Linked DNA regions of Mus musculus: region 1 is linked to region 2. The links are chromatin loops, found by intact Hi-C in ENCODE. Cell type or tissue: left cerebral cortex. All regions are shown on one strand. Each heading gives the region's core, and the rest is flanking DNA. Links, peaks and the distances in the headings are about the cores only.

Region 1 (5,292 bases), core at 671-4,670, 50 kb before region 2:
AACCTGAACCATTGGGGAATCCCAGAGACTGAACTACCAACCAAAGAGCGAGCACAGGCTGGTCATAGGTCCTCTTCACATAGGTAGAAGATGAGCAGCTTGGTCTTCATGTGGGTCCCCCAAACAACTGGTGCAGGGACTGTCTACCTACCTGCCTGCCTGTGGAGCTAGCACCCCTAAATAGACAGCCTTGTCTGGTTTCAGTGAGAGAGGGTATGCCTAGTCCTGCAGCAACTTGATGTGTGGGGTGTGTGTGTGGGTGTGGATGTGGGTGGAGTTGGGGTTGGGGGTAGGGTGGAAGTTGACACCCAGATGGGGGTTCCCCTTCTAAGGGGAATAGGGGAAGGACGTATATGAGGGGGTACTCAGAAGAAAGGAAGGGCTGTATTGGGTTGTAACGTGGATGAATAAATAAATAAATTTAATTTAAAAAAAAAAAGAAAAGAAAAATTCAAAGCAAGATGATATAAGAATTTGTGTGGAGAAGGTGAAAGATCCTGGGAGGGAGAAGGCAGAGCCCAATCTAGTGAGTGAAATGTCAGCAATATGGTGAAAACATGTTTTGGGATTCCTGGTTTAGCCCATTTCCTGGAAGTCACATTTGATTCTCTGATGATTTGAACTCTGTTTTCCTCTGTCCCCTCAGACTTTTCGAATTGTGCCCCCGATGTGTGTCACGAAGATGGAAGTAGATTTTGCATATGAAGTATTTCGAGCTGCCTTAATTCAACACATGGAGAGAAGAGCTAAGTAAGAAAAGCCATGAGCCTAAAGAACGTCTCACCTGTGTACAGAGATGAACTTGAGGAATGTTGAAAAACCACAAGCATTAGATTAAAAAACTGCAGCCCTCTGTAGTAATTGTAAAAGACATGACCGACTATCTATCTACTGACCGTATTTGTCAACGGAGCCCCCATTCTCCTGAGAATTCCATCCTTCAGGGGAAGTATCTATCACTGGCTCACAGAGTAAGTCTCAGTTTGTGTAGATTAGTCTGGGCTAATGTTATTTCCCATTATATCAACTGGTTTGAATACACAGTATATGTGTCTCCCATGAGTCGTGAAGGAAACTCTTTCTGTGCCACTACCTCTGAAGAAACATTTCTTCAGGCTTCAGCTCAAATGCCTCTTGTCACACTGGAAATTGTGTGGAAAATGATGGGGTTTCTCACTTCACACCAGGCATCTGGAAGCCATGAAGATAAAGCCTAGTCACTATGCTACATCTGGAAAGTGGTCGGAAGCTGAGTGGTTGGTAATGTCAATGAGTCACTGACCATGAATCCTGGAGCCACCCTACCTCAGGGTTTCTTGATTTATGAAATAATAAATTCATGGTGATGCTTACAACTTTTAATATTTTCCGTTATTGCAGCCCAAGGCATTTGGGAAACAATGCAGAAAATATCTTTTTTTTTTTTCTAGTGTGGTCAGCATCATCTCATCTTCATTGAAACCTTTTCTTCTACTATGGCAGATGCATACAAAATTTCCAAAATTCTAGCCATTATTATGTATAATCGTAAATATTCTTTGATATAGGTGTTACCTGACCTGTATCTAAGATCTGGCAATATTCTTTAATTTGACATACTCACTGAAATGTATTTAACAGTAACCTTCATATAATTACCATAAATGAAAAAATATACTACTTACAGAGAATCCATAAAAATAGATCAAACAAGGTTGGGGACAGTCTGTAAAATGTTTGTCTCACAAATACAGTGACTTGTGACTTCTGCTGGATTGCCCACATATGGTAGTAGACACCTGTGTTCCACCACTGAATAGATTGAGACTGGGGGATTCCTCGGCCTCACTTGCCAGCCAACCTAGCCCAATTACCAAATCCCAGAACAGCGAGAGGGCCTGTCCTAAAAAAATAAGGTGACTAGCCCTGAGGAATGACATCCCAGGTTGACCTCTGGCACTCTCACTCACTTGTACACACCCAGCCAAATTAATAATTTTAAAATCCTGTTCCCAGAAGATAGTTTTACAAATGTGTTTGGCTTAAGAATTCTTTTTTAAAAACATTAGCATATACAAAGCCTATTAAAAATAATACTAGCAAACTGACCGAGACCTTCTATGGAACAAAAGCCAAAAGCAACTGAAGAGTTAACTTAATCATGTGATTAGATATATATATTTATTTAAAACTATGCCCCAGCTTGAAGCCATGTCCTGATTGTCTTATCCTTCTGTGATGTCTTTTTTAACACATCCTACAGCTTGCCACCAGATTTGTTTCCATCCGGGATTGACTTAAACATAGCACTCCCTGTGCAAAGCCTCCCACCTTCTCCCCAGTGTCCCTCAGACAAATCAAATTCCCTCAGTGTGGGATGCCATGCTCTCCAGGATCCTAGAAGAGCAGCTACCAGAAATGTTCAATTTGGCACCATGGAAAGACCTTTGAATTAAGAGCAGCCCTTCCATTCTCTACTTGGTTCTCCTGCTTAATTTGCTATAAATGACCTTGAACAAATATTTTAGCCTTTCTAAGCCCTAGCTTCTTGCTAGCTAAATGTATTAACTTGCCATTGTTACCTCTTGTACTTGTCTTAGGAGTGGATTCGGTGATATAAAACTCAGAAAACTGATGAATCCTGCAAGAGACAATCCTTCCTTCCAATGATGTCTTCCTTCTTTCCTTCATAACTACCATTTCACCAGGAAGTTTCTTTGTTCCCTTTGTTTTCTTGCCTCCCAGCCCAGCCCAGCCACCAGGGTCCCAGTCCCACTCATCATACAGGCTGGATAGTGGTGGGGGCACATGCCTTTAATGCCAGCACTCAGGAGGCAGAGACTGGTGCATCTCTGTGAGTTAGAGGCCAGCTAGCTTGCTCTATAGAAAGAGGTCCAGGACATCGGGCCTACATGGAGAATCCCTATCTGGGGAACGGAGGTGAAGGACCACACAGATGATCTCCTTATGGACAATCCTGCCTCCTTTGCTGCTTGTTTATCCTAAGTAATTCCTCTTTCTTGCATATCCTTCTTGGCTTCTGAAATGTGGTCTTCTGCCTCAGAGGACTTTCTCAGTCTCTTTCCTAGAACGACTTCAACTTGATGAAGTCCTGAGTTGTTCTTCTGTCATGTTGTGTTCTCTGTCTGTAAGCAACATATCCACCTCTGAAACACTGACGTGCTCTAACAAAACCAATGACTTTTAAATCCCCAGATTTTCTCTGAGCTCCAACTCCAAGATCACAGTTTTCTGGATACATTTGCTTGGAAGCCATGAGAATATTATAAATGTAAATTCCTCCCTTATGTTCAATCATATTTATTGATTATAAACCCTTTGTCTCAGGTTTATAATCTTGGTGTTTGATATTTTTTTCTCCAAGTTATACTTTAGATTTTTGTTTGATTAGATTTCATCATACTTTCTCTATTATAACATTTTCAACCTAACCTATTTATATCAAAAATGCCTTAATTTGGGCAATCATATTTGCTAAACAACTTAATCTACCTCTTTTCTGGTAGAGCTGGTTGTTGTGGGCTAGTGGTCTTTGCTCTTCCTTTGGAAGCTGCAGAGGCCATGTCTTTCATCTTTCAATGTTGTTGGGCATCACTGGTAGTGTCTGAGACAAATCTCTGTGCAGCTAGAGGGATTAGCTGAAACTTCCAAACCCTTTCCTGTCTATTCTCCATAGGAAAAGCAAAGGCCCTCACTCAAGAGCTTCCTGTTGTTCAAACTCCTGCTACTTGGCTTTCCACACACTTTTCACAAAGCCATCTGGTTGCTACATTTCCATCATTCTTACTGTACTATGCACCTTGACTTGGTATCTGTGTTCATAAGAATATTCTTCCTCTCTTCTTTTTTCAATGGAAAATATGGGGTCAGAGACTTCAGACAAGAAAGTAATGTTTCTTACTGATTCCTCAAAACCTTCCTGTTCCCAACGGTGCTTTTCCAAATGAAAAGAAAATGTATAGCAGCCATTTAGGTATTTAGTAGAATACAAAAATAAAACAACAGAATTCAATTTAAGGCCAAGAACAGTAATAAAAAACAAAGCCTTTTTGTTTTGTTTTGTTTTGTTTTGTTTTGTTTTGTTTTTACTCAGGGTGTAGTCCCTAGGGATTGCAGAATAATATACAGTATCCATGATTTTTCTCCCTTCCATTTTCTGGGAGGAGGAGCTGAGGGATCAAATCACTGAAATAAAACTGAGTGCATTCTCAATCCTACAGGGCCGTGTATATACCTCACATGTATATACCTCACATGTATATACCTCACATGTATATACCTCACATGTATATACCTCACATGTATATACCTCACATGTATATACCTCACATGTATATACCTCACATGTATATACCTCACATGTATATACCTCACAGTATAATCTGCTCATCTCCCACGTCCACTAATGAGGAGTCATCTTACAGTAGCCTCTGGTTTTCTGTTGTTTTGTTTTGTTAGAGCACTTGAAACTAGATAATTTATAAAGAAAAGGGGTCTATTTGAGGCTGAAAGCACAAGGCCATGTGATGAAGCCAGCTTCAGATCACAGTAGAGCAAGGAGACAAGTGGTGTGTACAAAAGGAAAAAGAGATGAGGCAAACCTGCCTTGTCACAAATGCATGGGCAGTAATTAACTATTCAAGCCTGGCAAGAAAATGGACTTATAAGATAAAAGAAGTTATCTCTTTACATGGGTCTCACCCTCATGATCCAACATCTGTCATTGGGCCTCCCAACACTGCCACACTGAAGAGGAAACATTCGAATCCTGACGAAAAGCCAACAATAAAATTCCAAAAGGTAGGGAGATGCTGAGCTCCATCTCTGCACTTTCCAAGGTGCATGGCTCTACCCAACTCCCAGACGACCAGGAGAGACGGTAACTCTTGAAAAGAGATGAACATGAATCACAGAACTGAAGGTAGAAAGGGCATGATTTGGCGCATTGGGACACCGGATAGCCTTTTCCTGGCTTCTAAACAGGAAGGCATCCTTCTTTGTTCCATTTGGAGTCGTGGGCAGGCGCTTAACACCACCATCTTTCTCCCTTCCATTTTCTGCTCTACCCACAGGAGGTGGGCTATAAGCCAGCTTGCATAAGACAAGGAGCCTACATTCTTGGCAAGTTTGTTTTTTCCTTCCTACTAAAACAGCCTCAAGGGGAGACAATGAATGAATACTTAGCTCAAGTAAACTTCTTTCCACACCTGGAACAAATTCATACTTAATTATGTAATTAGAATACAATGCCAAAATGTTAGCAACTGTTTTAAAATATTTTGAATACCAGTC
Region 2 (5,292 bases), core at 771-4,770:
AGCACTTGGGAGGCAGAGGCAGGCGGATTTCTGAGTTTGAGGTCAGCCTGGTCTACAAAGTGAGTTTCAGGATAGCCAGGACTACAAAGAGAAACCCTGTCTCGAAAAACCAAAAAAAAAAAAAAAAAAAAAAAAAAGAAAAAAAAAGAAAAAGAAAAAAAGAAAGAAAAAGAAAAATCTGGACTTTTAAAAAGTACTCATGTGTCTCAGACATAGCCCACAACATTAGACTCCTACTCTTCTCACCAGTTAAATGAAGAGAATTCCATTAGTAAAATTTCCACTTAAGGAATATTTTCTGAAGACCAAGCAAAGTCTTGTATGTAAAAGGACTTCATAAATTATAGAAATGTAATTAAATTAGATCATTTCACATTTATACAGTGCTGTATACTTTTCAAAGTACATACTACTTGACTCATTAATAAACCATTTATACTCAAACCATTTTGGAAAAAAAGATGTCATCTGAGTTACTTGTCAGAAAATCTACAGTTTATAAATAAGTAGAAGTAGGAACTCTATTCAGATCAGTGTTGTGGGTGGAAGAGCTAGTAATCATGAGAAAATCGGGATTACTGGTCAGCAGTTCTCTGTATCCCAGGCTGTCCTGGAGCTCACTCTGTAGACCAGGCTGGCCTCGAACTCAGAAATCCGCCTGCCTCTGCCTCCCAAGTGCTGGGATTAAAGGCGTGTGCCACCACGCCCGGCCTGGTCAGCAGTTCTCAAAGGCCTCAACCTAACGTGTTAAACACATACACACTCAGTGTCTGCACTCTGACAATGTAGGTAAAGCACCTTCCGGAAGCCCTAAGTGGGAGGAATGGCACATATGACACACTCACTCCTATGCAACAACTACTGTCTTTTTTTTTTTTTAAGATTTATTTATTATACATAAGTACACTGTAGCTGACTTCAGTCGTACCAAAAGAGGGCATCAGATCTCATTACGGGTGGTGGTGAGCCACCATGTGGGTGCTGGGATTTGAACTCAGGACCTTCAGAAGAGCAGTCAGTGCTCTTACCCACTGAGCCATCTTGCCAGCCCCCAACAACTACTGTCTTAAAAGAGATATTAAGGTGTGCAGGACATGGCGGTGCACGCCTCTAATCCCAGGACTCCAGAGGCAGAAACAGGCAGATCCCTGAGTCTGAGGCCAACTGGTCTGAGGACCTAGTTCCAGGACAGCCAGGGCTATACAAGAAAAACCTATCTGGAAAAACAAACAGCAAACAAAATGCTTAACAAAATGTTCTTTGATTGCCCATTAGAACTCCCAATTTCTAGTTCAGTCTAGAAAACAGGACTGTGGCCATGTACGGTGAAGTACAAGTCAGATGCTCTCTGGATTTTCATCTCCTCTTCTGTTCTCTAGTTTCTTACTCTTGAGCCACACTGCGGGCATCTAAGTACACACAGTAAGATTTATTGTCCAAATTTACTTAATCTAGCAAGAAACATTACCATCCAATCCGTTTCTGGGCTCCTGATCCTCCACTTCGTTTTCATCTGATCCATCTCCAAACTCCTTCTCGTACCTTGCTTCCATCTCCTGGAGCTCCTTCTCCAAATTGGCCATGGTCATCCAGCTCTGCTCTCTGTACTGCTCTGCCAGCCTAGACACACAGCAGAGTCTCAATCCCACTGGAAAGCACAGCTCTAAAACCAACCCTATTGAGAACGCCCCTGATGCTGCCAATGGGAGGAAACCAATCACCCATCCTCAGCTACAACTGGTGCAAAGTCACTGGCACTGAGTTGGTTTTAACTGTTCTAAGTAATAGAACTTGAAATACAACTTTCAGCAGCTTTGACTGCAAAGTCTTCAGGTGACTTTAAGTGTTAAGTACCAAGAGCAGTACAAGATACTGCATAGTAGCTATAGCAGGGCTCTGCAGGTTGGTAGATGGCTCAGCAGGAAAAAAACTTGCTATCAGGCCTGAGAATCTGAAGCCCACATCTGAAGGAAAGAACTGGTCCATGGAAGCTGCCCTCTCCACACAAGTATCCCACACATACAAAATGATGGTTTGTTTTGGTTTGTTTTGGTTTGTTTTGGTTTGGTTTTTTGAGACAGGGTTTCTCTGCGTAGCCCTGGCTGTCCTGAAACTCGCTCTGTAGACCAAGCTGGCCTCGAACTTAGAAATCCACCTGCTTCTGCCTCCCAAGTGCTGGGATCAAAGGCGTGCGCCACCACACCCGGCAAAATATTTTTTTTTAAAGAGCAGGGCTCTGTGTTAAAGTTCTTAAACTCCATTCCTAGGTGCGGTGCGACCTGCCTGCTACAGGCCTCATTTCCTTATAAGAGAAAGCAGAAAAGCATGTGAACAGACGTCCACCAGAGTAAGAACTCCATCAGCACCGGCTGCTAACACACTGCAGTAGAGGATCAAGGATAAAGGCTCTGAAGGAAGGATGCATACAGAACCTCGATGTTACATGTAGGTAGAGAAACAAGGCTAGAATTCACAGATTTTTAAAAAGAAAAACTATAAGCCAGGATAATAACCAAACTTAACATGGAAGCTTCGTGCTGGCTCCCTTTGGACACACTCTACCATGCTGGCCACCCTACTGACATCCACACAGACCCACATCAGCAGAGAGGAGCTAGTTCCAGATTGCATACTTGGCTTGCTTCAGCTTCTGCTGCCTCCTCATCTCCTCTGCCTTCCTCGCCTTCTCTGCGTTCTGCTCCTCCACAAGCTTCCGATGGGCCTGCACTCTCTTATCTCGTTTACGAATGAAGGCTACCAGCTGGCGCACCAGTTCATTTTTCTCTTTCCTTGCTCTGTCTCGAATTTTTTTGTTTTCTTTTTCCATGGCTCGTTTTTCCCAGCGGTTCGAGGCTTGCCGGGTATCATACTCTTCCTTCCAGGAAAAATTCTTTTGTGTGCAGAAACTCTGCCAGTGAGCGTAGAAAGGGTGGACCACCTAGTGTCAAAGAAAAAAAGGCAGAAAATATTAAGGAATAAAATATCTTCTAGCTTTCTTTTCATGTATCTAAGATTCCTTCTGTTGTGTGTTTCTTTAGCTTTTGCAGTGCTGGGAATTGAACCCAGGGCCTCTGTGAATGTTCTACCACTAAAGCACAACTCTAGACCCTCAGACACTAACGTCAATCACTGGACAAGAAGGCAGTTAGTTCTCTTAAAGACACTCATTCTCCTAGGCAGATTCAGAAAAGAAAAATAGTCTCGCTGGCTAGAAAGACTGTAGAAAGAGACTACTACAACCACAGAGAGAACAAGTCAAGAGTCAGTACAAGCTCCGGCAAAAATGAGGGTGAAACCCAGCTCAGGAGACAAAAGATGGTTTCTTGTACATCTAGAAAACCCCAGGAGAGAGCCCGGGAGAGTGAGATGCAAGGTAGTTTTTCTTTCACCGTGTCATAGTCGCTCTGGGAGTCGCCGAAGGTTGGAAAATCCTCAACATCTCCCTCTGACATACACTCCAGTTCTTCTTTTGCAATCAGCTCAAAGACAACACGATACACTGCATAGAACCCCTAAAACAAAATAAAGCCAAGCCAGAAACTCAGTGAACCACAGAAAACAGGCTTTAGTGCTGAGGCAGTACAAGGGCCAGCTCTCACTACCTCGAGTGCCCTTCACCCACACGTGCCCACAGCTTAAACAGACGTGCATTCACTTTGTATACAATTTTAGGACAGCCCCACATTTGAGTTGTACTTAACCACTTGAGGAGAAAGTAGAAGTTTTCCTATCTTACCCTTTCATCGTCCCCATAACCAGAATAACAGGTAACCGTGAAATAATGAAGCAGATCTAAGCTGTCATCTTGATATTCCCCATCGAGCCCTCCTTTAAGTAAGGCCTCTCGGTGGTTATCGTACCTAAAAAATTCAGAAGTGAAAGGGACTCAATTAAATGCAATTATATAAAATGTCACACTGGACCTGTCTTCCTCAATCAGCTGACACAACAGTGCAGTATGTCTCACACATGCAACTCATAGCCTCAAGGTTTTAAAGAAAGCTGACAATTTAAAAACCAGGAAGTCTTTCAGGAACTGGAGATTAAAATCATGCCTGCAATTTCTCATACCATATATAATAGTAGCCCCTATCAACTAGGAAATCTAGACTTCCTCAACAGGAAGCTGAAATCCATAGGAAAGAGAACTACTAAGTGGTACAGTATTGAACATAATATCGTCCATAAAGATGGAATTTACCATCAGTTACCGGAAAAACTTATTTGTATTTATATAAACTACAGCTAGGAGACACACCCACACCGACACTACAATTTGTTCTTCATAAAAAGTCTGTAATAGTATTTATTATCATCCTTGCTTGATAATACTGGTTGCTCATCATCATAGAGTCTGTAAGAAGCAAGACCAGAATTCAAAGTCAGGTCACTCCTACTTCAAAGGATGGGCTCCTCACCTCAAAATGGTAACAAGTACCAGGCAACAGGGAAACAAGCAGGCGGGAGCTTTAAGGGGAAATGAGACAATCTAAGACTGAGAGGAGGACTAAGTAAAAAGAAGCCACATGGGATACCAACACTGTAAAGGAAGGAAAATGGTTTTGTTTGGTTTTTGGAGAGAGGATCTCCCTATATAGCCCAAGGTGGCTTGAAACTCCCCCTAGGTAGCCCAGGTGACTCTTGAGGACAGGGGCCACATGCAAAGACAAGAGGCACATCTGGCTTTAGTTCACAATTTCAAAATGCTTGGTCAGAGAAAAGTTTAAGCTCTTCTAGGAGGTTTAAGAGAATTCGTATACAACTTGCTTTTAAACCTTTCTCTTTTGAGAATCAGTAAGCTGTCCAGAGTCTAAGCAGATGACTTTCAGGGCAGAACCTTGTTAGGAGCAGCATTTTTCACTATTAAGTCTGAGTCCAAAACCTATTCATCTGCAACAGGACCTAGACGCCGAAAATTCAGAACCTCAAACATACAGATTCTTGTTACAAAATTAAACTGTATTAGGAGCTCATCTTTGTTAAAAGGACCTATTTGCACAGTAGAATTTATTCAAGTGCTCTATAGAAATGTATAATTCTTACATTAAAATAATTAAAACAAGAATTACTACAAAACCCAAACTTCCTTCCTATGTTACAATGAACTCTTCATACATACACTAAAGGAACCCGCTCAGCGAGAGAGAAAGCACTTGCAGCATCTAAGTTAGAGCTGTGTAACAGCAGCAGACTTGCTTCATGGATAACAGCAGACAGTTGGAATAATCATCCTAGTTCCTTCCTGCCCACATACTGCACTTTACATAACCAAGAGGTGACAGATGTTTCAGG

Evidence for each region. A loop is a pair of places that touch in the nucleus more often than their neighbours do. Peaks named below come from ENCODE experiments on the same cell type or tissue, not always from the same donor. Only the 100,000 strongest peaks of a DNase experiment are listed, where the experiment ranks them.
Region 1: a loop joins it to region 2, with 2.3 times the contacts of the local background. A loop is called at or near these places in 2 of 42 quality-filtered maps.

Annotation. Positions count from the first base shown.
Region 1 is chr15:10,408,804-10,414,095 of GRCm38, forward strand. Agxt2 (alanine-glyoxylate aminotransferase 2) reads left to right here. Exons shown (of 14, transcript NM_001310735.1): 14 at 647-1,350. The coding sequence ends at 754. Among named protein-coding and RNA genes, the nearest start is that of Gm52213, 11 kb to the right of the region's middle. In left cerebral cortex, for the core only: no CTCF peak of the experiment used is centred there; a DNase peak (open chromatin) is centred at 2,282; H3K27ac peaks cover 2,500 bases.
Region 2 is chr15:10,458,487-10,463,778 of GRCm38, forward strand. It overlaps Dnajc21 (DnaJ heat shock protein family (Hsp40) member C21), which reads right to left. Exons shown (of 12, transcript NM_030046.2): 3 at 3,737-3,860; 4 at 3,390-3,512; 5 at 2,634-2,938; 6 at 1,469-1,620. Among named protein-coding and RNA genes, the nearest start is that of Dnajc21, 9.4 kb to the right of the region's middle. In left cerebral cortex, for the core only: no CTCF peak of the experiment used is centred there; a DNase peak (open chromatin) is centred at 2,703; H3K27ac peaks cover 1,188 bases.